Linked DNA regions of Homo sapiens: all the other regions are linked to region 4. The links are chromatin contacts, found by Hi-C or POLR2A ChIA-PET in ENCODE. All regions are on one chromosome and are shown on one strand. Each heading gives the region's core, a stretch centred on a gene start or an enhancer-like site at or near the end of the contact. The rest is flanking DNA. Distances are from core to core; before and after follow the strand shown.

Evidence for each region. A loop is a pair of places that touch in the nucleus more often than their neighbours do. ChIA-PET counts read pairs that join two places held with the same protein, here RNA polymerase II (POLR2A). Pooled maps may share reads with other maps.
Region 1: a pooled map shows a loop between it and region 4 (3-fold over the local background). The contact joins two enhancer-like sites. A Hi-C loop is called at or near these places in 1 of 168 maps with a recorded cell type or tissue (Right ventricle myocardium inferior) and 4 of 50 pooled maps. POLR2A ChIA-PET finds 5 or more read pairs at or near these places in 1 of 52 experiments (activated CD8-positive, alpha-beta memory T cell).
Region 2: a pooled map shows a loop between it and region 4 (2.4-fold over the local background). The contact joins two enhancer-like sites. A Hi-C loop is called at or near these places in 1 of 168 maps with a recorded cell type or tissue (Right ventricle myocardium inferior) and 1 of 50 pooled maps. POLR2A ChIA-PET finds 5 or more read pairs at or near these places in 1 of 52 experiments (MCF 10A).
Region 3: a loop to region 4 is called in a pooled map, with 2.7 times the contacts of the local background. The contact joins two enhancer-like sites. A Hi-C loop is called at or near these places in 1 of 168 maps with a recorded cell type or tissue (chondrocyte) and 4 of 50 pooled maps. POLR2A ChIA-PET finds 5 or more read pairs at or near these places in 1 of 52 experiments (MCF 10A).

The regions. Positions count from the first base shown.
Region 1 is chr15:99,626,795-99,633,207 of GRCh38, reverse strand. MEF2A (myocyte enhancer factor 2A) reads right to left here. Exons shown (of 12, transcript NM_001319206.4): 3 at 35-230. The coding sequence starts at 88. Among named protein-coding and RNA genes, the nearest start is that of MEF2A, 64 kb to the right of the region's middle. RefSeq lists an enhancer at 3,527-4,177. Within about 2 kb of position 1,832, at least 7 of the 41 ENCODE cell types and tissues checked have a DNase peak (open chromatin) inside an H3K27ac peak, as active enhancers do.
Region 2 is chr15:99,610,194-99,617,195 of GRCh38, reverse strand. The region is part of intron 2 of MEF2A (myocyte enhancer factor 2A); the gene reads right to left. Among named protein-coding and RNA genes, the nearest start is that of MEF2A, 48 kb to the right of the region's middle. RefSeq lists an enhancer at 1,993-2,042. Within about 2 kb of position 2,180, at least 11 of the 41 ENCODE cell types and tissues checked have a DNase peak (open chromatin) inside an H3K27ac peak, as active enhancers do.
Region 3 is chr15:99,319,717-99,326,178 of GRCh38, reverse strand. All of the region lies in intron 5 of LRRC28 (leucine rich repeat containing 28), which reads right to left. Among named protein-coding and RNA genes, the nearest start is that of LRRC28, 71 kb to the right of the region's middle. Within about 2 kb of position 1,983, at least 8 of the 41 ENCODE cell types and tissues checked have a DNase peak (open chromatin) inside an H3K27ac peak, as active enhancers do.
Region 4 is chr15:99,449,937-99,456,381 of GRCh38, reverse strand. No RefSeq gene overlaps it. Among named protein-coding and RNA genes, the nearest start is that of LINC03080, 18 kb to the right of the region's middle. RefSeq lists an enhancer at 3,145-3,454. Within about 2 kb of position 3,466, at least 26 of the 41 ENCODE cell types and tissues checked have a DNase peak (open chromatin) inside an H3K27ac peak, as active enhancers do.

The sequences.
Region 1 (6,413 bases), core at 583-3,082, 180 kb before region 4:
CATATCAATTAAATAAATTAAAATTTTCATTTACCTGTCGGTTCCTTTCATCCATTATGCGTGTGATTTGTATTTTCTTCCGCCCCATTTTCAGTCAACTTTCCTTATTTCCTTATATTCCAAATATTTAATTCAAAAGTTAATTTTCTTCAATACCCTAATGCATCGTACACAGCTTCTGTTATTTCAGCTTCTAGTCCAAGGGCTACAGCTGAAATTTTCTACAAGATCTAAAAGAAAACACAAATTAGAAGATTTAAAATCTGTAAGTTTACAAATCATGTAAGTGTTATACAAATTTCAAATTTGCTTTTACACTGCACACAGCATTATTAGTTGAAATTTCTGGTTATACAAAATTAGTAAATAAGTTGAAGTCTTGTTAACTTTACCCCTAAAATACCTCTTGAATCTCTTTGTGTCTCTAGTTCTGGTTAAACTAATGCAACAATAATGTTTGAGGTTTTCTCAATGTATACAATAATAGCAACAAGAGCCAAGCCTTACTGAGATTCTTCTATGTACTAGACATTTTCCTAAGCATGGACATGTCTTAACTCATTCAATCCTAATAGCAATCTATAATTATTACCTCCATTTTATAAATAGAGACACTGAGACACAGAAAAATTAAGCAATACGCCCAAGGTCACGTAGTAAGGGGCAGAGCTTGGGGTTATAAACTCAGGGAATCTGGTTCCAGCACTTCTGTTCTTCACAACACAGAATATCCTTAAAAACTTCTGATGACCTCCATACCAAACAATGAACTAATCTGGATAGCCCCAATCTGTCTTTTCAAATTCTTGCAAATTGCCCTAGCCTCCAGCCAAATCACTATTTGTCAATTCACAAAGCCACTATATACTTTCGTAAAAATATGCATTTAAATGAAACATTCCTTTGGCCATTTAATGAACACCTCCTTATCAGTCAAGATTCAGTTTGCACTTCCAGATGAAGTGAAAATCAATTTCCCTTGGTAGAATAAACCACAGCACCTTCGTGTGTGTGTGTATAAATTTTAAGTCTGCTTTCCTTCAAGACTTAAAAAATCTTTCAAGCGTTTTTTATTCCATTTATTCTGTGTAGTAGGATGACTGGAAATGATATAGTTTGTCATGTTCTGAATGATGGCTGTGTCATTTTAAAAACCTAGTGCTTTCAGACTTACATAATAAAAATACGAGGAGATGGGGGCATGAATGCTATAATACAACAGTCATAATAATACATTCCCATGGGAATTTTATGCAAGTATTTTCAATACTGTACATGTGTATCAATAAAACTTCAATTGTACTGTGCAAATCCAGTGTGTGATTAAATCTGGCTTTTGCTCAAAAGCTATAAGCCTTTCGTTTCTTATCATTTCCAGCACTAACATCAGCACAGCATTTCTTATTTATCTTCCCTCATTATTTTATTTCTTCATTGATACAAACAGTAGTTGATCATCTATTAACTGATAACCTATTAATTGTTCACCTACTTCTAATAAATGTACTTCCAAACACTGAACTATGCACAGAGGATAACATGGTCAGAAAAAAAAAAAAGGATATGATTCCTAATCTAGCAGAGTTCAGAGTCTAGTAGAAGAAAAAGACATTAATCAAACCATAATGCAAATGAGTTTGCATAATTCCAAACTAGAAAGTTCATTTATCTGAATTAAATTTATGGTTCAGGAAAGGCTCCCCTGAGGATGTGTCTCATACTCAAACTCGAGTATGAGATATACATATTAGGCAGGGAGAACAACATGTACAAAAGCCCCATGACAAAAGGGAACAGGAAACATTAGAGGAACTGAAAGATGGCTAGTCACTCGTGGGGCCCAATCAAACAGGCTGTGTTGTAGAATATTTCTTTTAACAGATCACATTGTATCCAATTCCCAATATAAACACTTGTACTGTAGTAGGCAAGAGAAATATTAATACATTTTACTACAGAGACAGTATCGCTAAGGCATGCAAGATATTTTAATGGCTGTAAGATGGATACAGTGTACTACCTTATATCACCTAAAAAATTCTTAATTCCAGAACATATTTGGGCATTTTTTGCTTTTGACAATGGTGGAGTAGTTTGCTTCAAACCAACCTTCCTTTGAGAACAACTAGAAAAGAAAAACACAAGATAATCTGTTTTATACACTAGAGAACTTTCAAAACTAGAGAATCTGCAGGGCGGAGATCTGGAAGAAATAGGTGAGACCAGTCTCTGGACTCATCTGCCTGTAGATTCCAAAACTACTGCCCGAGAGACTGAGAAAGTTAACAGAGCTTTCAAGAGACCTGTGGGCGGACATACAAAACTTGGATTTAGGGTCTGCCAAGGAGGAGCAGCCCTGGCAAACACATCAGGCATAGGGACAGACTCCAAAGAACTATACTCTAGGTATAAAGGTGAACTAGCAACAGACTAGCCCACGCAGGAAGAGAAGCACAGCTTTAAATCATCTCAATCCCTCATTCGATTAAGGCAATCCGGGCCAACTACTCTTATTGGCCTAGCTGCATACCAGTAGCAAAAGTAATTCTCAGCAGAAAGATAACATCATCTAGAAATTCACATTTTTTCACGTTTCATATAAATGTCTGGAAATCAAAATATAACCGGTCAAAACCCAACTGAAACCAAGATTTTTAAAATGGCAATAGAAACAGATTCACAGTAGATCCAGATAATGGTGTTATCAGAAAAAAGTTTAAAACAAGTTAAATGTTCAAGGAATTAAAAAGTAAAATGAAGAATTTTCATAAACAAAAAGTGGAAAACATGAAATCAAAAAATACAATTTTGAAAAAGAAGTGATGGATGGTTTTAATAATACTTTAGACACAGCTGAAGAAAGAATCAACCCAGAAGACAGGAAACAATAAAACACCTAGACTGAAGCACAAAAAGAGAATGAGAAATATAGAAAAGAATGAGAAATTACAGCACATGGAAAACGGATACAAAGTACATGTAACTGGAGTCTCAGAGGGGAGGAGAAAACATATAGGCAAGAAAAAAATATCTGAAGACATAATAGCTAAGAACTTTCAAAACTGACCAATGAGACATCGAGCCACAGATTCAAGAAGCTCTATCAATCCTCAAGCAAAATAAATACAAAGAAAACCACACTTAGGAACATCAAAGGGGAGAGAGGGGGAGAAGGAAAGAAAGAGGGGAGGGAGAAGAGAGGGACGGGGGCAAGAGTGGGGGAGGGAGAAGGAGGTCCCCCACCCCCAAAGAGAGATTTTTTTTTTTTGAGACAGAGACTTGCTCTGTCACCCAGGCTGGAGTGCAGTGGCGTGATCTCGGCTCACTGCAACTTCCGCTTCCACGGTTCAAGCGATTCTCCTGCCTCAGCCTCCCAAGTAGCTGGGGCTACAGGCACGTGCCACCACGCCCGGCTAATTTTTTGTATTTTTAGTAGAGACAGGGTTTCACTGTGTTAGCCAGGATGGGATACAATGAAGTTTCTCTTCAAATAACATGATCAATCTTTTATTCTTTAACTCATAGTACCCCCACCCCGGCCTTTTTCCCTTTTTCTCCTTTTGCCTTTGTTAGATGCCCAGGCACGCCACAGTACCAGGCGTTATCAGTACCAGCTCACATTCCTTTCCTTATTTGGAAAGAGGACTAACTTTCTAGCTCATTACAGACACCCCTTCCCCTTTCCTCTCCGCTTTCTTTTACATGCCCACCTTATCTAAAAAAAAATCAAATGTTTAGCCAACCGGGATTAGTTTAGATTGTACGACCCGACCCCAGACAATGGGAAAAAGGTACAGGGGCAGGACTTGCGTCAGGAATAAAGGCTCTCGTGCCCCTTTGTTCAGGTGTGCTCTCATGGCGACTGGCCAATGAGGCACCCCTCTGTGCAGAAGTAAATTGCTTTGCTAAGAATCCTTTGTTCGAGTGTTCAATTTCCTTAGGATTTTGAGTGTTATTCCTAACACCAGGACGGTCTCGATCTCCTGACCTCATGATCCACCCGCCTCGGCCTCCCAAAGTGTTGGGATTACAGGCATGAGCCACCGCGTTCAGCCAGCCAGAGAGATCTTAAAAGCAGCCAGAAAAATTTAAAAAGATTAACTTCAAGAAGCAACAATAAGAGTTATAGCTAGCTGACTTTTCCCAAATAATAAAAGCCAGAAGACAGTGAAATGGTATCTTCAAAATGCTGGTGGGGAAATGCCAAACCAAAATTTTGTATCTGACAAAAAAAAAAAAAAAAATCCTTCTGAAATGAAGGCAAAATAGAGAGGCAACTTTAAGGCAAACAAACAGAGTCTGTTATCAGGAAATATTGAAGGGACTTTTCAAGTATAAAGAAAAAAGAACCCTATATACAGCTTGGATATGCACAAAAGATGAAGTGCAATGAACAGGGTTGAGAGGGTTCACTGAGTAACTCCAAAGGAATAAAGGAATACTGACTAAACAATAATACTTTGTGGGATTTCAAATGTTACAATACATAACAGTAATAGTACATAATAGGGGAGGATAGCAAAATGAAATAAAAGTGTCCTAAAATCCTTTCATTGATTAGGAAGTAGAAAAAATGCTCATTTACTTTAGACCTTAAAGTCAGGGATGCATGTGGTAATCTCTTGGGTAACTATGGCAAGAACAGTAAAAGCACAAACAGCTAAGAGGGGGAAAAATGGATTAATAAATAACCCAAAAGAAGGCAAGAAAGGAAAGACAAATAGAAAGCAAACAGAGATGACAGATTTAATCCAAATATGTAAGTAATTACATTAAATAGGATTAAACTAAACCTCAATTTTTAAAAGAAGATAATAGAAGTGGATTTTTAAAAATCCCAATTATATGATGATTACAGAGGACACATCTTAAATATGGGGATACAGAAAAAAAGTAAAAGCATAGTGAAAGACACACCATGTAAAACACAAACCAAAAGAAAGTTGTGTGGCTATCATAGTAAACTTGAATGCAGGAGGCAGACACTAGATACATATACATGGATTGCATGGATAGATATAGAAGGATACTTCAAAACAATAAAAGTTCAATTCACCAGGAAGACATATCAGTTCTAAATCTGAGTGTACCTAACAACACTTACAGTTAGGAATCTGCTCCTGAAAATCAGATATTCTGTGCAAAAACCATAACCAGAAATTTATTTCCCATTATTTCAAGTAGGGAAAAATTATAATACGTTACACATCAACCATAATCCCCAATCATTTCTCTTTTAAAATTCAGCACACAAAAAAATCCCCTTTTATAGTAAATTACCATGGCTAAGGGATGTAAAATGCTTACTACATGACTTCATATGCAGTTACTTTCTCACTGGCTTTTTTTCCTTCTCCACAATTTAACACTTCCTCAACTTTTTTGTGCATTCTACAAATCTAAGCAAAAATAAGGGCTAAATATGAAAGGCAATTAGAAAAATGTTTAGCACAAACACACATGGAAGACAATGGCTCAAAGGCTTCTAATATTGTAATGTCTAGCTTATTGCCAGCAACATCAGAGATGCACATTCCCTTTACATGCTTCAAAATGCCTAAATGTAATTCTAATATTCTACAAACTATACTTGGAATATAATTTGTGACTTTTCACATATACCAGTTTGTTAGACTACTGAGTTTTGTGATGTAAAAATACACTTTTCCTAAATAAACTTCAGCTAAGAAACAGGGTATGCCTATATATAAAGCCAACACCAAAAAAACTAAGTCAAGTCTACAATTATAGCAAGTCTTTTTTTTTTTTTTTTTTTTTTTTTTTTTTTGAGATAAAGTCTCACTCTGTCGCCCAGGCTGGAGTGCAGTGGCGTGATCTCGGCTCACTGAAACCTCTACCTCCTGGGTTCAAGTGATTCTCCTGCCTCAGCCTCCCGAGTACCTGGGACTATAGGCATCCATCATCATGTTCAGCTAATTTTTGTATTTTTAGTAGAGGCGGGGTTCACCATGTTGGCCAGGCTGATCTCAAACTCCCACTTTTTCACTGGCCCTAACCCACTTCGTGTTCCTTACTATCTTCCTTATCCAGTTACATATTCACACCCTCACCTCCTTTTGGCTCCAACCCCTTGCCTCCATTTTGTTGCAAAATCTGACCCCTGAAGACCAGCTTCCATGTAGCTAAATATGGCTAGGTGAAAAAAAATTAGCATGCCAATCAAGCCAATTAATCTCACTTTAAGTTCATGAAGGTCATGAACCTTAAACCTCAAATATTCCCTTCATATTACAATCTTCCATTTCCAGAAACCTTCCATTTCCCAATTCCTTGTTGATTATTTTATGCCATATTCTCTCTGCTTACATCTCCAACATGCATCAGTCATCTTCGCTTTCGGTTAGATGACTTTGCTTGTCTTGATCCTGAGAGAAATTTAAAATGTAGAAAAT
Region 2 (7,002 bases), core at 931-3,430, 160 kb before region 4:
CCTATAGGTAACTCAGTATGGCAGTCTTTATAAGAAATGATGATGTGTGAGTTAAGTCCTCAAAAACTGCTGAACAGCAGTGCTGGGTGACAGAAGACAGCATTCAAAGAAGAGCAAGCAATTCTCGTAAGATACACAGATCATAATCACATGAAAAAAGACAAATAAATGACTGTAACAAAGACAAGGCAGGAGACAGTGGAAGAGTAACTTGTTGATTTGGCTTCCTAAAATCAAAAGCACCTTATAAGACTGCTTCAAAAAGGCTCTCACATCCAGCCAACCAATCAAAATCCAATTATCTGTTTCAGACAGGTTCTGCTAGCCTCAGGAGATAGGCTTTTTCTTACTGTAATAACAAGCCCCATGGCCACAGCTCTCAATGGTGTACCCATCGACCGAAAGAAAACCAAATATAACATTACTTTACAGATATCCGGTACCCAAAAGATGTCCCTCATCATCAACTGTCAGTAAAAAAGTGGAAGGCACATGATGGGTGTATATATATATATATTTATTTTAGTATATACCTAAGACTAAATCTCTCTGCAAAGGGCTTACTGAAAACAGAGTATTCCAAAAACCAGATCCCAAAGGAGCTACACTGTTAATACTATGCTTAATTGCCTCTTATTAATTTTTAGTAGGCAGTAGAAAGTACTGGTAAGATGAGTCTTAACTCTGATGCTAAAAGAAGCCAATATTTAAGATGCATTATAATATGTTACCTCATTGACTTAATTTCCATTTGTCTTCTCAAAACTAAGGAAGAAACAGAAGAAATTTTAAAGGACAGAGTGATTACAGCAAGATCAAGATGCAGTCCTATACAAATGCTAACAATTAACTATTGACAAAAAAAACCCAGTCATCAATATTGTAATTTTGTCTAACCTATTCGCAGATATTATAAAATGGATACACATTTCCTAGAAAATATTTTCTCATTTTATCTTTTCTAAAATAATTTTAATAAAGTCTTTACTTTGTATACACGTAAAATACCTATTATTTATTTTTAAGTATCTCAATTTTCTCAGCTGTTTGTTCTCTAAATTCAATCTATAATTTTAAACATTGAGATCTAATTTTTTTTTAAGAACTAGTCTGACTGTGGCTTGATATATGGGAACCACTAAATCTAATTGTGTTCCCCAGCGAAATTTTCTTATTTTTAAGTCAACACAGTTTTTATTTTTAAGTAGTATAACACAGAAGAGTCCATTTTGAATCCAAGTTCCACTAAATAGCTATTAGTGATCTTGACCAAGTCACTTACTTGCTCAGCCACAGTTTCTTCATTTTTAAAATGAGGCAAAAACCATACTTCACAGGCCATGTGAATGTTGATGTAAATAAGAGACTGTATCAAATCACCTATAGTACAACGTGTAGTATACACAGGTCTTCCATAAAAGTTCACTAATAAATGGTCCCTCAGTCATTCTGTTTGGTTTGTCTGGTTGGTTCAAATTTCACAGAGAAGTGGCATACGGTAGTGGTTAACATGGTTAACAGGACAGGGTCTGCAGCATGCCCGCCTGCATTCAAACCTCAGCTCCACCTCTTACTACATGGGTTGCCTTGAGAAGTTACTCAATTTCTCTAAGCTTCAGATGCCAAATCTTTAAAATACTGGACTAATAATAAAGCTCATAAACTTGTAAAGATTAAGAGATAACACATATGAAGTATTTGGCCTAGTAATCTGCACATGTGCTCAATGTTGGCCATTATTATTACCGTTACTTAATATTAAAAACTGTAAAATAATGCAATACCCATTACTTAAGTGATAATCATTACTTAATATTAAAAACTGTAAAATAATGAGTATAAAAATACTCACAACACATGCACTCAAGTTGCTGTTAAGTCTGCATAAAAGACAAATACCAGAAACTCAGCTTATCAGCCTACTGCAAAGGCCTCAGCCAGAGCTACCTCACTAGCCTAACTGGCTATATCCAACCACATTCTCAACTACTCAACTTAAGATACCCTACAGGTATCTCAAAACCCAACATTTTCTTAAACCAAACACACCAAGCCTGTTCCTTTTCTGTACCAGCCACTGTTCACCTTTACCCTAAGCATTGCAACAGCCCCCTAACTGGTCTCAGCAGGCACTTTTATTTCCCTCCAGTGCAATTTCCTCATTTTCATTACAGCAACCTTTTAACGTGCCAATATAATCATGTCACTTATCACTGTTCTTAAAAGCCCAAGCCTTTAACATGGCCTGTAAGGCTCTGCCTTATCCTGTCACTCCTCTACTCATGGAACTCCTCATTCCATGCCACACTTCCTCTTGCCCAGCAAGCTTCTTGACACAAGCTGTTATGTACTTAGAAAGCTCCTAACTCCTTTCTGTTTCAGGGCTTTCATACATACTACCACCTTGCTCTCTCTCAGTAGCTCTTATCCCAAGCCCTTCTCCTTACTGACAGTCCTACCCATCCTTTGTGTCTCAGTATTACCATTATTTCCTCAAGGAAATGTTCCCTAACATCCAAACTATGTTAGGATTTCTAATGCACTTTCCTAACAGACTGTACTTCTCTCTTATGGCATTTACCTCAACTGTAATTACTTCCTTATACAATTAAATGTTTGATTTCTTTTCCCCCAACCAAACTGTAACCAAGGGAGAAGATCAAGTCTGTTGTATTTACTCCTATAACCTCAGCTGCTACCATAGTTGCTTAACAAATGAAAGCAAAAGTCAAAGTATGAGATTTCACAATCCCAGGCTATTGGACATTCTCTAAGAACCAATTTTTTGGAGTTATAAGTTATTGTTGGGCTTGGCGCGGTGACTCACGCCTGTGATCCCAGCACTTTGGGACGGTGAGGTGAGGGATCACTTGAGCTCAGAAGTTCAAGACCAGCCTGAGCAACATAGTGAGACCTCATCTCCAAAAAAAAAGAAGTTATTCTTCACTGAACTGCAGAAGGGAAGGTAACTTAATATTTATTAAATATCTTCTACATTTATCAGTAGCTGTGTTAGACCTTAATATATATTATCTCATGTAACAGTAACAATAACCCTGTGAGGTAGATGGCATCTGTTCCACTTTCTAAATGAAGCAACTGCGAGTAAAAACAATCAGTACTCACCCAAAGTCACACTAGGAGGCAGAGTTGAAATTTTGGCCCTAATATCATGTCTTTTTCCATAACAGTACATTATCACCACCGGAACTATTTAAATAGTGGTTAAAAATGCCACTGATGTGATAAAACCTTCAAGGAGCCATCTAACCCCAATTTCATGAGTTTATGGTACTTTTCAGTAGTAGAATATTAAAACAATTTCTACTAAGTTGTGTATGGCTGCACAAGGGAAACTAGAGCATGTGGAAGGACCACTACATGTCAATACGTTCCCCGTTAAAAGGCAATTTATCTGATGCTACCATGGGCTGTCAAAATACAAATGCCTTGAGCACTTATCAGCTAATTTAAGAGTTCTGACCTCCTCAAAGGTCTCCATTTCCCAATCCCTCCTGCTCTGCTATCAACGCTGATAACCTTTCCCTGCCTTCCAGGGATATACTGTAGTTGCAAGCATTTGCAAAGGAACTTGAGCTTCTTACTTCCCACTACTACTCCTGCTTCAAGGTACCTTTAAAAAAAGAGAAATAAATGACTCCTCTCAATCTCAATTATTAAAGACTTAGAGGAATCACAATTGCTAGATTACCCACAGGGATGGCCCTAGGAGGGGTGGGTGCGGGGACTGTTAAAGTGTGTATTGTTTAGATTGAGGTTCTCTCAGTTCCTACTGCCGTTTACTATTGTTGCATAAAACAATAATAACTAGATAGTTCAATAAATGGATCAATAAAACTCACTGATCTAATGCAGTGGTTCTCAATTTAAAAGAACACCGGATTCAACTGAGGAACTAAAACATATACTCTGCATGCACAAACTTGCCCTAGCCCCACAATAAAACCAGCAAATCATAATTGAGACTAATATCCAAGCAAGAGTACTTTTTAAAAGCTCCACAGATTACGATGATGTACGTCTTTAGTTCACAGCCTCTGTTTTATTATATTACAATATTACACTCTTTATTCAAACACTGATTGGCTATGTACAAGAGTGAAGTAGCAAAATCATACAAATGAATCAAGTCCTGATTGCATTATATCTACGCACTGCAATTTATACACACATTTATGGCCTTCATTTCCATAGAGAAATCTCTCTCTCCCGTTTCCTTGAATTACATGGCTTTCTTGGTCTTTTCCTTTTTTTTTTTTCACTTGCTAAAGAAGAATATGAGAAGAATTTTATATTCTTCACATTTCTGAAGGAAAAATAGTTTCAACACACCAAAGTAGGGAGAACATACATTCTGGTTTACCTGAGACAGGTGTAACTATTAAGTAAGACCCCTCACTGTCAAAAGTATCCAGGTTTGATAGCAGTTTATTAGAAGTACACCACTGTTTTCCTTTATTTATTTTTTAAAGACAGGGTTTCCACTCAGTTACCCAGATTGGAACGCAGTAGCACAATCATAGTTCAACCTCCTAGGCTCAAGGAACCCTCTCATCTCAGCTCCTCTCCTTTGCCCTGACTCTGCTAATTTTTAAAAAAAGTTTTTTGAAGAAATGGGGTCTCACTGTGTTGTTCAGGGTGGTGTCTTCAATTCTATATGATTTTTAAATTGAGTTTAAATATGGTATGTGAATGGTATTCATATACCGCAAAACTCACCTTTTAAAAGTGAATAATTCAGTGTTTTGTTTGTTTTTTTGAGACAGAGTCTCACTCTGTCATCCAGACTGGAGTGAGTGGTGTGATCTCGGCTTACTGCAAGCTCCGCCTCCCGGGTTCATGCCATTCTCCTGCCTCAGCCTCTCAAGTAGCTGGGTCTACAGACGCCCACCACCGCGCCCAGCTAATTTTTTTGTAGTTTTTAGTAGAAACAGGGTTTCACCCTGTTAGCCAGGATAGTCTCGATCTCCTGACCTCATGATCCACCCATCTCGGCCTCCCAAAGTGCTAGGATTACAGGTGTGAGCCACTGCCCCCGGCCCGGTGTTTTTCTAAAAATCGTATTCACAAAGCAGTGCAACTATTACCACTATCTAATTATAGAACATTTTTATCATCCCAAAAAGAAATTTGATACTCATTAGCAGGCATTCCCCACTCCTTCCTCTCCCTAGTCCCCAGCAAATACTCATCTACTTTCTGTCTCTATGGAATTTGCCTATTCTGGAAATATACAATTATACAATCTGTAGCTTTCTGTGTCTGGCTTCTCTCACTTAACATGATGTTTTCAAGGTTCATCTGGGTTATAACATTAATCAGTACTTCATCCTTTTTTGGCTGAATAATATTGTACTGTATGGATACACCACATTTCATTTACCCATTCATCAGGTGATAGACATCTGAGTTGATTCCACTTTGACTATTATAAATAATGCTGCTATGAATAACGGTGTACAAGTTTTTGTGCAGACATATACTTTCAATTCTACCAGATATATCGCTAGGAGCAGAACTGCTGGGTCATATGGTAACAACATTTAACTTTTGGAGGAACTGCCAGACTACTCTCTAAGGAGTCTGAAGCATTTCACATTACCACCAGCAAAGTATGAGGATACTAATTTCTCCACATTCTCTCCAACACTTATTTTCTGTCTTTTTTTATTATGCCATCATGGTGGGTGTGAAGTGGTATCTTGCTGTGGTTTTAATTCTGCATTTCCCTAACAACTATAACATTAAGCATCTTTTCATGTGCCTATTGGTCATTTATTTATCTTCTTCGGAGAAAATCCTTTTTGAAGTTGGGTTACTGTCTTTTCATTGTTGCGATGTAAGAGTTCATATATTCTGGATACTAACACTTACAAATATATGATCTGTAAATACCTTCTCCCACTCATCAAGTTTTGTTTTGTTTTGTTTTTGAGACAGAGTCTCGTTCTGTCATCCAGGCTGGAGTCCAGTGGCACATTCTCAGCTCACTGCAACCTCCACCTCCCAGGTTCAAGTGATGCTCCTGTCTCAGCCTCCTGAGTAGCTGGGATTACAAGTCCCTGCCATCACGCCTGGCTAATTTCTGTATTTTTAGTAGGGATGGGGTTTCACCATGTTGGCCAAGTTGGTCTCGAACTCCTGACCTCAAGTGATCCACCCACCTCGGCCTCCCGAAGTGCTGGGATTATAGGCATGAGCCAACGCACCCGGCCTCATTTCCTTGATAGTGTCCCTAGAAGCAAAATGTTTTTAATTTTGCTGAAGTCCAATTTACCTATTTCCTCTTTGGTTATTTCTACTTCTGATGTTATTTCTAAGAAACCATTGCCAAATTCAGGATCATGAAGACTTAGCCTATATAGTTTTAGCTCTTACATTAAGTACTTGATCCACTTTGAGCCAATTCTTGTATATAGTGTTAGAGGTCTGAACACCATTTGTTAAAAAGGCTATTTCCCTCCATTGAACTGTCTTGGCATCATTGTGAAAAAAAATAATAATTAAAAAAAATCAATTGGCCATAAATGCATGGGTTTATTTCTAGACTCTTAATTCTGTCCCATTGATCTGTTTATCCTTATGCCAGTAACATACTGTCTAGGTTACAGTAGCTTTGTAGTAAATTCTCAAATTCAAAAGTGGGAGGCCTCCAACTTTATCCTTTTTAAAGATTGTTTTGGCTATTCTAAGTATCTTCAATTTCCGTATGAGTTTTAGGATCAGTTTGTCAATTTCGGGGGGGGGTGGGGGGGGGGGGGGGCGGGGGAGACCAGCTGGACTTTGATAGGAATTGTGTTAAATATGTTGATTAATTTGGGATGACTATAATCTTAACAAGATTAAATCTGCCAATCAATAAAGATGGTACCGTCTTTGCATTTATTTAGGTCTTCTTTAATTTCTGTCAATGATACTTTGTAGTTTTCAGTGTACAGGTGCTCTGTGTCTTTTGTGAAATTTATTCCTAAGAACTGTATT
Region 3 (6,462 bases), core at 734-3,233, 130 kb after region 4:
GAACTGGGTAATGACCAAATCTGGGAACACCACTGTAACTTACACCCTCTATAGAATAGAGAGAAATACAGAACAAAGGTAGGTGAGGGCCCCATAAGAGGCCACACTCCAAAATCCATACTGAATCTGTTAGCCTCTCCGAGACCTCTACTGTTGACACCAAGCTCAGCCTATTACCATCTCTTGCCTGAACTCAACCAACAAGCCTTCCCATTGGTCGTCTTCTTCTATTCTCACCCCTTCCAATCTATTTTCTACACAGAAGTCAAAGTGATATTAAAATATACGTCAGATGGCGGTCCTTCCCTGCCCCAAACTCTGCCCTGGCTTTCTGCTGCACATCAATAAAATCTCTAACACCGTCTTACTAGCAACATGGTCTCCAGATCAGCCCTGGCCCACCTCTCTTCCCCACAAGTGGGTCTGATGCTAGAAATGTAAGGTTGGTTCAACAGCTGAAAAATCAATGTAATACACATGTTCATGGAATAAGAATAAAGCATTTCACAAAATCTAAAATCCACTCATGATAACTACTCTCAACAAACTAGGAACAAAAGGCAACTCCTTCAACCAATAAGGGGCATCTACAAAACACCTCTAGCTGAGAACGTATGGAACACTACGTTAATGGTGACAGGCTGAGTGCTTTCCCCTTAAATCCCCCTTGTGCCTACAAGGCAAGGAGGCTGAGTGTTTCCATTGGTACCCAACAATATACTGGAGATTCTAGCAAAGGCCGGAAGGCAAAAACTGAACAAACAAAAAGCATCAAGAATGGAAGAGAAGAAGTAAAACTTTATTTACAGATAAAATGATCCTTAGTAGAAAATACTAATTAAGGGATCCACAAAAACTCTTAGAACTAATAAACAAGTTTTAAAGGGTTGCTAGATACAAGATCAATATTAGAAAATCAATTGCATTTCTATACATCAGGAAAAAACAATTCCAAAATTAAATTAAGAAAATAATTCCATTCACAACAGCACCAAAAAAAATTATATACTTGGTAATAAACTGAACAAAAGTAGTACAAAACTTATATGCTACAAACTGCAAAATACCGTTGAGAGAAATTAAAGAAGATCTAAATAAACAGAACGATATTTCATGTTTATAGATTTGAAGACAACACTGGTGAGATGGCACACTCCCCAAACTGATCTGCAGATTCAACACAATCCCTATCAAAATCCCAGGAGGCTTTTTTTGGTAGAAATTGACAGACTGATTTTAAATATTTATTGCTGTGTCATGCTGAAATTAATGTTGTATTCCTGACACAGAGTTACAATGCATTCTTTTTGGAATCCTGGTAGAATCCTACTCTTTTCACACCACTCCCAATCCTTTCTACCCCTTCCCTGGGAGCAAACATAAGTCTGTACACCTTATTTCCTTAGTGTCTCTAACTTTACAGTTGTTTGCATTGTTTACTTTTGTGCTAAATACACAATACCTTGAAACTTTTCAGCTACTTATAGAGTATTCTGAAAATGATTTTATTATTGCCACATAGTAATTACTTAGATTAGGCACAAAAATAACATTATGGTGTCAATTTCAAAAGAAAAACACAGTAAGTCCCCTTTAAATCATAGTTCTGTGCTGATGCACAATGACCTAACCTAAAATTTAAATGGGAATGGGAAGGAAGCCACCCACTCCACACCAAGCTAGTGACCACAGAGAGTCAATGACAGACTTGATATTTTTAAGCACTTGCTTTTTCCGGTACCACTAAAAATAGCTCTAAGTTGAGCTCCAGAGCACACTGGGTTGAGAACATACAGAAATCCCCCTTTATCCGCGGTTTAGCTTTCTGAGGTTTCAGTTACCCACAGTCAACTGCAGTCTGAAAATATTAAATGGAAAATTCCAAAAATTAACCGTCCGTAAGTTTTAAATTTCATGCCATTTTGAGCAGCATGATGAAACCTCATTGTATGAATCAGCCCTTAGTCCAGTGTACCCGCCCTGTCTACCCTCCTCGCCCATTAGTCACTTAGTCATTTAGGGTATTAGCTCCAGAAAACGTAGTGGATATAAGGTTGAGTGCTATTTGAGGTTTTAGGCACCCACGGGGGGTCTTGGAACATACTCCCACAGATAATAGGGGACTACTGTACAAATAAATAAAAGACAACATTTCAATGCCAAATTCCATTTGGTGTACAGTAAGTCTTCCTTTTTATATCCATTTTCTTTCTCTTGAGCTGTGGAATACACATACTCTGGTACGTACAAATAGGTTCAAACCATAATCCTGTTACTTATTGGCCATGCAACTTTGGGTTATTTACTCAACTATTTAGATCATCGAATTGCTGTTAAAGAAAAAAGAGTAACACCTAACTCAGGAGATTAATAGTGATTAAAATATCCCATATAATTCAATAACAATAACAGAAAAGTTAGTATTTACTTCTAATTTTTCAGTTCATACTACAAAATATTCCAAATGTAAACTCAATATAAATACTTCTGTAATTGATGAAGTTTTTTATTATCAAAATAACTGCAAACACAAACATGTTTGTTAACTCTAACACAGAGAAAAGGGCTCTTTATTGGGAGATAGATGACTTTCAGAAACTGTGAAGCACTATCTTCCTTGGACAATTAAAAAAATTAAAAGCAATTCAGATTCACTTGAAATATTAGTCCATTTTTAAGGCTAAGAACAGCATTCAGGATGTCCCACACACTTAAGTTAACTGCAATTATCAAACAACGCAACCTCTTAGACATTCCTTGTAACAATTGGGATCGAATCCTAGATATAGTCTAAAATCATTTTTTAAAAAGCAGAATTCATATCTTCCTAAGAAGGAGTTTAACCTGACTCTCTGATATGAGGATTAAAATCCTTTAACACCAAATTATTGTACTTATATTTTTAAACCCAGACTGGTCACTGCAAATAAGCAGCCTAGCTAGAAAGGACCTGGTCTCTACACGTGGGGTGAATCATGCTCACAGACCAGGGAGCCAAAATCAAACTGTGGTAAATTATGCTTAATAATACAAATAAACTTTGATGCTTCTGTTCTGAGATGTTTCTGAGTGTACATTATTTTAAAAGGTGGGAAAGAGAATCTACAAAAGCAGTAAAAAAAGATACTGGCAGGCATCATGGACCAGAAATTGTGAGAAATTACTGGATGATAGAAAAGAACAGAAATTAAATACAGAAATACCACAGAAAAATCAGCAGCATCAACAAAGTGGTCAAAGCCTCTGCTAGCCACCATCTACCCAAGCTAACTCAGTAGCCTGGTTCTTTCCACAAAGTTGAATAGTAACTTAGCTGTTTATTTGGCTCTTGCTTGCTTTGCCCCAGGACATGACCTTTTAAAGGGCAGGGATTGTCTTGCCCACCTTTGCAACAACATGCCTTAGCTCTGTGCCTGGAACACAGGAGGCACCATTATCTCCTTGCTGAAAGAATAAACTAGAATGTGATTAATATGCTGTAAAATGGTATCTGGACCCTAATGGGGGTCTGAAGATAATTTTCCAGGTAAGAAAGTATACCTTTTAAAATCTTTTAATCACTTATTTTATTTTTTAAAAAGCAAAGAACATACCCTTATTTTATTGATATTTTATGAACTGGGTAATGACCAAATCTGGGAACACCACTGTAACTTACACCCTCTATAGAATAGAGAGAAATACAGAACAAAGGTAGGTGAGGGCCCCATAAGAGTCCACATTCCAAAATCCATACTGAATCTGTTAGCCTCTCCGAGACCTCTACTGTTGACACCAAGCTCACCCTATTACCATCTCTTGCCTGAACCCAACCAACAAGCCTCCCCATTGGTCTTCTTGCTTCTATTCTCACCCCCTCCAATGTCACAGAAGCCAGTGATATTAAAATATACATCAGATCATGGTCCTTTCCTGCCCCCAGACTCTGCCCTGGCTTTCTGCTGCACTTCAATAAAATCTCTAACACCATCTTACTAGCAACATGGTCTCCAGATCAGCCCTGGCCCACCTCTCTTCCCCACCTCGCTACAATCTAATTACCTTGTCCTTCCTTCTGTCTGGCCCAATGAAGTGTCAAGTTATTTCTTCCCTTGGAGGCTTTGAATCTGCTATTCCTCGGTCAGGAATGCTCCTTCCCAACCCTCCCAACCGTAGACTCTTTCTTGTGTTTCAGAATGTTACCATCACATTTTCACAAAGGCCTTCCCTGACTTCAAGCAGATTCCCTATTTCTCAATTGTAGCATCCTATTTATTCCCTCCCTGCATTTACTTATTTAATTACTTATTCATTTATTTACATGTCAAACCACAGTGTGTACCTCCCACTAGAAAATAAATTTCATAAGAACAGGGGCTTTGATTTTATTTGCTGCTATATTCCCCATATTCCTAGCACCTAGCAGAGTCTAGCACATGGTAGGTGCACAGTAAATATTTTTTGACTTAATGTATTCCTTAAACTACCTCACTTGTTCAGTGGCCGCAGACCAGACTTGCAGCTGCACACAAACCTCACACTTATGATTCAGATTTGTTGCTTAGCAAAATTACAACAGTTGTGGACTTTTGAGGAAACTCACAAATCCTTGGAGGAAAAAAAAGTGAAATCCAAGACTGCTAGAGGTTTGTTGCACATTTAACATAATTTAAGTTTTCCTTAATGTCTTATAATTATCTCTGTGAATGCAAGTGATGGGAGTATTCTATAAGACATTACTGACCGAACGCCAGCTGCCCACAAGCTAAATAGCCCCAGTCTCTTACGCATTTTCAAATTTGTGTGTGTGATCTGCTATATAGCTGACACAGTTTTACAGAAATAAATGTAACATGCATAACTTAGACTATACAATAACATAACTAAATTTTCAGCAGGCATGTCAGAAGTCACGTAAGCAAATAAATATTGCCCTTCAAGATCATAAACCAGCAAAACCAATCCAATGATATGTGTTCATTCATATTTTTGAAATTTGTTTTGAAATTCCCTTAAGATCTTGATATAGAATTTTTTCATGGATTCTAGGGATCAAATCTACCCCCAAAATGATAAGGATATGATACCATCAATTATATTGAGAAGAACATGCCTCAAACTCTGAAGGCAAGTCTAAAGGAAAACATTTTTTTCATGTTTAAACAAGATTGGCATCCTCTGAGTAACATACTCAATGACAGCTCAGAGGCATTCTTGTAAGAATGATGTTCTTTTGTTTTTGGAATTATTTAGAAACTCGATTAGATCTTATTTGAACTTAAAAACCATGGAGTCTTTTTGGAATAAGTGTATTTTCAAGATTAACTAATCTGAAGGAATTAACAATGATCTGACTTTATAAATTTGGAATCTGGGTGTATTTGTTTAACTATTACATCATTTTCACATTTGAGAAGGTACAACCAGATCCACCCAGTTTGGCAAAACCAAATCTATGCCTTACCTGGTCTATTTGATGGGCCAGAAATAGTTTGATTTTGGTTCACATCATGATCCAGTAAGTCTGAAGGGGTGACTGCTTGTAGGGCTCAAACAGCACCAGCATATTTCTCCATGCTCTTATTACACTCCATTATAGCTGCATGCTTACTAGCATGTGTTCCCTCCTATAATTCCAAGTGCATAACATGTTTCAAAGGCACCAGGAGTTAACCAGGTGTTGGGAAACTTGCTTTGGAACCTATCCAGCAATTATTTTGGCTCTAAAGAGTAATGGTCTACAAATTTAAACATGAACTCATGTTTATTTTTTTATAACCCTTAGTAATACACTACTTAGGGTCTGCCAGTATAGGACACAACTGTCCATATTATAAGAGGCTTGCTATATATTCATAACTTTTGAATGTGTGGCAGGTTATATTTAGTAACAAATGACCATAACTTAAAGTTAGGAACAATACCAGGAAGCACACGGAGAAAATCTATTAATTATGCATTTGTCTAATATAAGCAATATACAAGAAGAACTTAAAAAAATTATATTAGCAATTAACAAGACCTCTTAACAGAATACTATATTTATAAAAGATAATTAAATATTATTTGGGAGCTTTAAAATAAAATGCTCCCGGCTGGGCACGGTGGCTCACGCCTGTAATCCCAGCACTTCAGGAAGCTGAGAAGGGCGGATCACCTGAGGTCAGGAATTGGAGACCAGCCTGGCCAACATGGTGAAACCCCATCTCTACTAAAAAGTACAAAAAAAATTAGCTGGGCGTGGTGGCGGCCACCTGTAGTCCCAGCTACTTGGGAGGCTGAGGCAGAGAATAGCTTGAACCCAGGAGGCAGAGGTTGCAGTGAGCTGAGATTGCACCACTGCACTCCAGCCTGGTTCTGTCTCAAATAAAATAAAAAATAAATAAAATAAAATAAAATAAAATGTTCCCAAACATATGACATCTGAGAAACGTAAGAAAAATGAATTTGATTTAAATATTTATGTCTAGGTGCCAAGCTTGC
Region 4 (6,445 bases), core at 2,217-4,716:
CTCACTTCTAGAGGCAGCTGCCTCACGTTCAGCTTACGACACCTTCAGAAGCTTTGCTAATAAATGCATATCGAAAAAGCGTTCTGCCCATGGGGACCAATTTCTTTTTCCATCACCCGTGGCTTCTCAACATGAAATTAAAGGCAGAAGCAAGTAATTGCAGCTGGTGGCAGCTCCCAAGGTTTAGCTACTGCCAAGGGATCTGGTCCATGCCTCGTCCCCTCTGTTTCTCCCTCCTCTCATCCAAGGACCAAGCAAAATATGGGGCATGACCTGCAAGAAGGTGATCCTCCCAGCTAGAGCACAGCTCTCTGAGTAGCAGTTCTCAGGAAGCCTGTGAGCTAGCCCAGCCAGGGGCTTTTCCAGGCTTTGTCTCAAGTGCAGGGCTTGGAGAAGAATATTGCCAGCCTTCAGTCCCAACTCAGGACCATCAGTGACCTCATGGGGACCTCACTTTGGTGGGAGAGGTTGGAGGATGATGCTCTCCTCCCAGGGAAGTAAGCCTAAGGGCAGATTCCTCTCTCTGCCCTGGGGGAGAAAGTAAAAGGGAGGGAGGGCTTCTCACAGTGCCCATCTGGCCCTGTGGAGAGTTGCTGGTGACATTTCAGTCAGTCATCCAGTCAAACTCATGTGTACCAAAAAAAAAAAAAAAAAAAAAAAAAAAAAGGCAAGTAGAATGTGCCGAAGGCTTGGAGTCAAGGATAGCATCATGATTTTTGGCTTGAGCTAAGAAACGATGGAGTTGCTGAGATGTTGGGAGGCGTACATAGCTTTTGGGGGTAGAAATCAGGAGTGCAGGCTTGTCAGGGAGGCAGTTGGATTTATGACCCCAGATTTCAGGGGAGAGGGCTGGTCTGGAGATAGAAATGAGGGAGGCACCAGCTGGTTTGGACATTCTTTCCCCAACGGTTTCATACCTGGCAAGGCCTCACTCCCCACTGGTGGGTTGGGTGTGTTCTCCCCCACGGGCCCTGCCCACCTGCCCTCTCTCCCTGCGGAGAGGGGCCTCCCCTGGGGGCCCTCCACTCCTGCCAGCCGAGCTCCTGGGCTGGCGAGTTCTCTCTGTGCTCAGGCCCCAGACGGAACACCTTCTGATAAGATTCCCCAGCCCGCTCACGGCTGCCCACCCACTCCAGCCAAGTGTCACGGAAGGAATGTGGTGGCAGCTGGGCCCGAATCACAAGACAGAAACTCCCAGGACACGTAGGTCAAGCCAGGAAGTGCCTCCTGAAAGGGAGAAGCCCGGACAGGCCGTGCATGGGCGGGGGCTCAGAGGAAACCAGCGCCAGTGAGTCAGCCTGCAGTTCTGTTGGACAGAGTGTGGGCTGCCAGAGAAAACAAATTCCTCCAGCAGGTTTATCTCCTTGTGGAGGAGGCCTAATCAGCAGCACGAAGTGGCAAAGGAGGGAGGCCATATGCTCCTGACCTGGCTGAGCTGCCCATGCCCGGATTAGCTGGGTCAGCCAGGCCGAGCGCCTGGTTCCAGGATGGAGGCTCGCTTCTGGTGGGTCCTGGGTAGGGCAGAGGCCCCCGTACCAAGCCAGCCAGATCCATCCCATCCTAAACCCTCCAGGGGGATGGAGCTCCAACAGAAATGAGGAGGGGCAGAAAGGAGACAAATGAAAGCAAATGTGGGTGCAGAATTTCTGAGGTGCCACAGGAAACTTTCCACAGCCACATGCTGTGCTTTCAGTGGGAAATGTGTTAGGCTTGGCAATGCCAGGGAGGGCCACAGTGCAGGGGAGGTGAATGGTGGCTTCCGGATTTGTGCAGCGCACACTCTGCCCTGCCATCCCCGGGGCCCTGGATGGAAGGTCACAATTCTTTATCTATATGGCTTCAGTGATGTTAGGAGAGGCACATTCCCATCCTCAGCAGGTGCATTTGGAGAATCCATAGCACCTAAGAAAACAGGACAGGTGGGCCCTGCTCAGTGGAGCAAGTCACCTGCCCCTTAACAAGGACCACATGTAACCACCCTCAGTTCTTCCTCCACTCCTGCTTCCTTCTCCAGGGGTTCTCAGAGTGTGGCTCCCAGTCCGGCAGCACCAGCACCACCTGGGAACTTGATAGAAGTGCAAATTCTTGGGCCCTCCCAAGACCTGCTGGATGGGAAACTCTGGGGTGGGGCCTAGTTGTGTGTTTAATAGCCTCACCCCACCACCTTCCCCCAGGAAGAAGCATCTTTCTCCCCTACGCAGCCTGGGGACAGGCAGCTCTGGCCTTGGAATCACTAGGGGAACTTTTAAAAGTGCCCGTGCCTGGGTCTCACCCCTACAGATTCAGATTTCTCTGGTCTAGGTTTTAGCCTGGGCATCAGGATTTTTGGCTGTTTTGCAGGCTGAAAGTGCTTCTGTGTTCTGGGGTGCTGGGCTCAGGGTCATCACCTGGAACCACGAACCATGAGATGGAGGCTTGCACTTGACACCTTGCAGGTCTGACCCTCATGCCTGGGGAGACAGCTCAGCTCAAGAGAGGTGCTTGTCTTCGGCGTGCACCGGAATCATGCCTGGGGAGAGAGCTCAGCTCAAGAGAGGTGCTTGGTCTTCGGTGTGCACCAGAATCATGCCTGGGCTGTGAGGGGGGTGCCCAACCATGCAGATTCCTGGGAATCTTCCCCAGACATCCCAGTTTGGTAGGCCTGGAGTGGGGCTGGGGAGTGTGCATCGTGAGCAATGTCCTGGGTGATTCTGATGTGTGCTCAGGGATCTTCCCTTTGAGAGCCACAGAACAGGGACATCTGAATGAGGTTCTGCTTCCATCTCTACCACTCACCAGCCACAGGCCCCCAGCAAGCCCCTTCACCTATGGTTGCTTTGTGCGTAACTTGGGGAAAACAGCAGCCTCCCTGGACCCCTCAGCACAGTCCTGAGACCACATGGATCTGGGCAAGACTGGCCGCTGTGGATGGCAGGACAGACAGAAGGAACTGCTCGACTGTCCTCCGGCCACCTACAGTTGGCCTGCGTGGAAGGAGTAATACTTACTGAGACTGCCCAGCAGAGGTGGCGAGTGTCGTGGCCGAAAGACCAGGCCCAGAGTGCGTGGGTGCCACTCGCAGCTCCCAGCAGCCGCAGGGAGGGGGCTGTGGGTCCCAGGCAGGCTTTGGGGTGCAAGGCAGGAGAAGGGGCAGGCCCTGAGGTCCCAGGAGCTGGATCTGAGACCAAGAGGCTGCAGGCGCCAGGGAGCTCCTGTTTTCTGATGGGCTTCATGACCTTTGAGACTTCAAGTTCTGTTCAGCTGCCCCTGACCACAGCCGACCACAGCCACTGAACCTGACAGGAGTTTCGTTTTCTTATAGAGCAAGTCCAGAAGCAGGCAGGGCTGGTGGAGCCACATGAGGAAGTGCTGGGGATCCAGGCTCCTTTGAGCATCCGGCTCTGCCATCCCAAGCATAGACTCTGTCCTCAGAGTCGCCAGATGGCCACCCCCAGCCGGACTCCGCTTCTGCATTCAGGCAGGAAGCAGCGAGGAGACAGGGCGGTGGCTGTGTCTGGAACACCACACTTCCCCAGGCGTCCCGGCACCCTGCCACGTGCAACTCACTGGTCAAACTGGATCCCCTCCAGGTCTCAGCTTGGGGGAAAGCTGAGAAATGTGGCTGCCTGGAACAAAAACCAGGTGGTGAGGTGGGAGGTGGAGGCGGGGCAGGAGCGGAGTGGGCTCCTGTCTGGTCTCAGTGGACTCGATGCTCCTTGCCACCTTGGCCACACACAGCAGGGTCACAGTGACCCCACTCCCAGATGGCCACCGGGCAGAACAGGGCCTCCTGCTTCTCGACACTGGACTCACAAAGCCTATAACATATCCCCTGGCTAGAAAGAGCTCACTGAAGTCATCACAGCCAAGCAGTGTGACCTGGGATGCGTCTCTGTGCCCAAGAGCCATGGTTCCCCTGACATTCCCGACTACCCGTGGTGCTTCTAGGAATCAAGTGAGGATACGATTGTGAGAACAACTGAAGGGTTAAAAGGCTGGTAGAAGTACAGAGGATGAAGCCCTGACTCAACCATTGCCCACCTCCCTTCTTCCTCATCATCCCTCAATTCAGACCTAGGTAGGATTTGCCTCTGACCAGGTAGGATTTGCACTCTCACCCTCTTCAATTCTGTTGCTACCACGGGGCGCTCGTGTCTCCCTCCAGCAGTCACTGGCTCTGGAACGAGGGTCCGATGTCTCTGTGTCCCGCACACCGCCAGGCCCTGCGATTAGGTGGCAGGGCCTCTGCCCTGCTCCAGGCCGCATGGGTGTCTGAACTTGGCCGTCTCGTGGCCTTTCTCAATTAGCATTTCTTCACCTGTACAGAGGAGATAATAATGTTGCCTCAACCCAGGTGGAGGCTAGGAGGAAAGGCAAACAAAAGACCTAGCAATGGCAAACCTAAACAGCCCTGGAAATGCTTCATAATCAAAATGTTTTCTCCCTCTTTTGAAAGCAGAAATGGAGGGAGCATGTGAAGGATGGACAGAGGGGAGATGGGTCACTGCTTCCCTGGGCAGAAGGAGAGAGGAGGAGGAAAGGGGGAGGTGGGTTGCTGGAGGCAGGTCGGGAGGGGGCTGGGAGCAGCCCCTCTGTGAGGCTGTGAGGTGCATGAGAAGGGACCGGGTGGCCAAGGGACACTGCCACTCCACTCAGCAGGTATGTGCTCCAAGGCATTGTGTTACTACATGATTTTCAGGACACTGAGGGTGAGATGTCCCTCTCTGGGCTCTGCATGGTGGCCACCAGCTTCATAGGGGTGCTGGATGGGAGAGGACCGTGGGCATGACTCAATTCCACTTATTTAGGGGCAAGGAGGGCAGAGAGTGTCTAGAACCTCTGAGCAGGGAATTTGGGTTGCCACAGTGATCAGAGCCCCACTGCTGGGGCCTCCTCCTGGGGTGACCTGGAGGTTGTCCCAAGACCCTGCCTTCACCTTCACAGCCAAGAGGTTCAAACGGGGTTCATGAGACAGAACCGGCCTTCTGAAGGAGGACTCCAACGTCCTCTCCTCCCAATGCACAGTTTCATTCTTGGTTTTATAATGGCAAGTCTCTGGGTGCACAGGCTCCTGCAAGTCGGGCTCTGAGCTTTCTGGCTCGTCACAGGGAAGTCATAACCTTTCCACAGACACAGGTGTCAGCGTTCCTTTTGCACATCCTCTAGCTTAGGGGGAAGGAGCGGGAAGCTGAGGCTGAGGCTTGTGATTATGCAACCAGGAAAGGGCTGCTCTAGTGCCGAAAATAAGGGTTTGGAGCTCTGCTCTTAGACAGAAGGCTCAAGGGGCGGGGGTCTGGTCATTGTCTTCCAGTGGGTGGGAGCTTTGTTCTAAGCGTGGCTTATCCTTCCTGTGAGTAGCTGACCTCACTGCGGAGAGGCGGTGGTTGGAACGAAGCCAGAGAGACGGGGCTTAGACACAGGGAGTGGTTTCCCGACCGACAAGGTGAAGACAACAAACCACTGGCGTGGGTGGAGAAGAGTCTGGCCCAGGGATCATTTTCATAAATTATTATTTAAAAAATACTATAAAACCGATACTTGCACATGGTGCCCAAATGTGAACACTACGGTAGGGCTTCTCAAAGTGGGGCTCCTGGAGCAGCAGCAGCGGCTGCAGCCTTGCCTGGGAACTTGCTGGAAATGCAGATTCTGCCTCCTCCCCACCTCACCACTCACCGCCAGACCTGCTGAATCAGACACCCTGGGGGTGGGCCCAGCAGACTGTGTTTGAACAAGACCTCCAGGGGACCCTGAGGCACCAGAGTCTGAGAACCCTACGATACAGAGTGGAGACCACAGAAGGCAAACTTCTTACTCCCAGGGCCGTTGCCTGGAGGTACCTTCCTTTATTCACGTTCTCACACAGATGGGATCACTCCCAGCACCACACTGCTCAGCGCTCCACACTTTCACCTAATAAATAGATCTTAGATCCACCCACCTTTTGCCAACTCCAGAACTTAGGTATCAACCTCATTCTGCTTTTTTTTGTTTTGCTTTGTTTTGTTTTGTTTTGTTTTGAGACGGAGTCTTGCTGTGTTGCCCAGGCTGGAGTGCAATGGTGCGATCTTGGCTCACTGCAACCTCCGCCTCCTAGGTTCAAGTGATTCTCCTGCCTCTGCCTCCCAGGTAGCTGGGACTACAGTTATGCACCACCACGCCCAGCTAATTTTTTTTTTGTATTTTTAGTAGAGATGGGGTTTCACTATGTTGGCCAGGCTGGTTTCAAATTCCTAACTTCAGATGATCCACTCGCCTCGGCCTCCCAAAGTGCTGGGATTACAGGCGTGAGCTGCCACGCATGGCCAACCTCATTCTTTTTTATACCTGTGTAGAATTCCTTTCCAGGGGAAGAGGGGCATAATTCATTCAGCCATTGCCCCATCCATGGCATTTAGGCTGTTTCTAGATGGTTACTCTCTCAAAGGCTGGTGCCGTAAGCATTCCTGTGAGTCTGTTTCTGGGG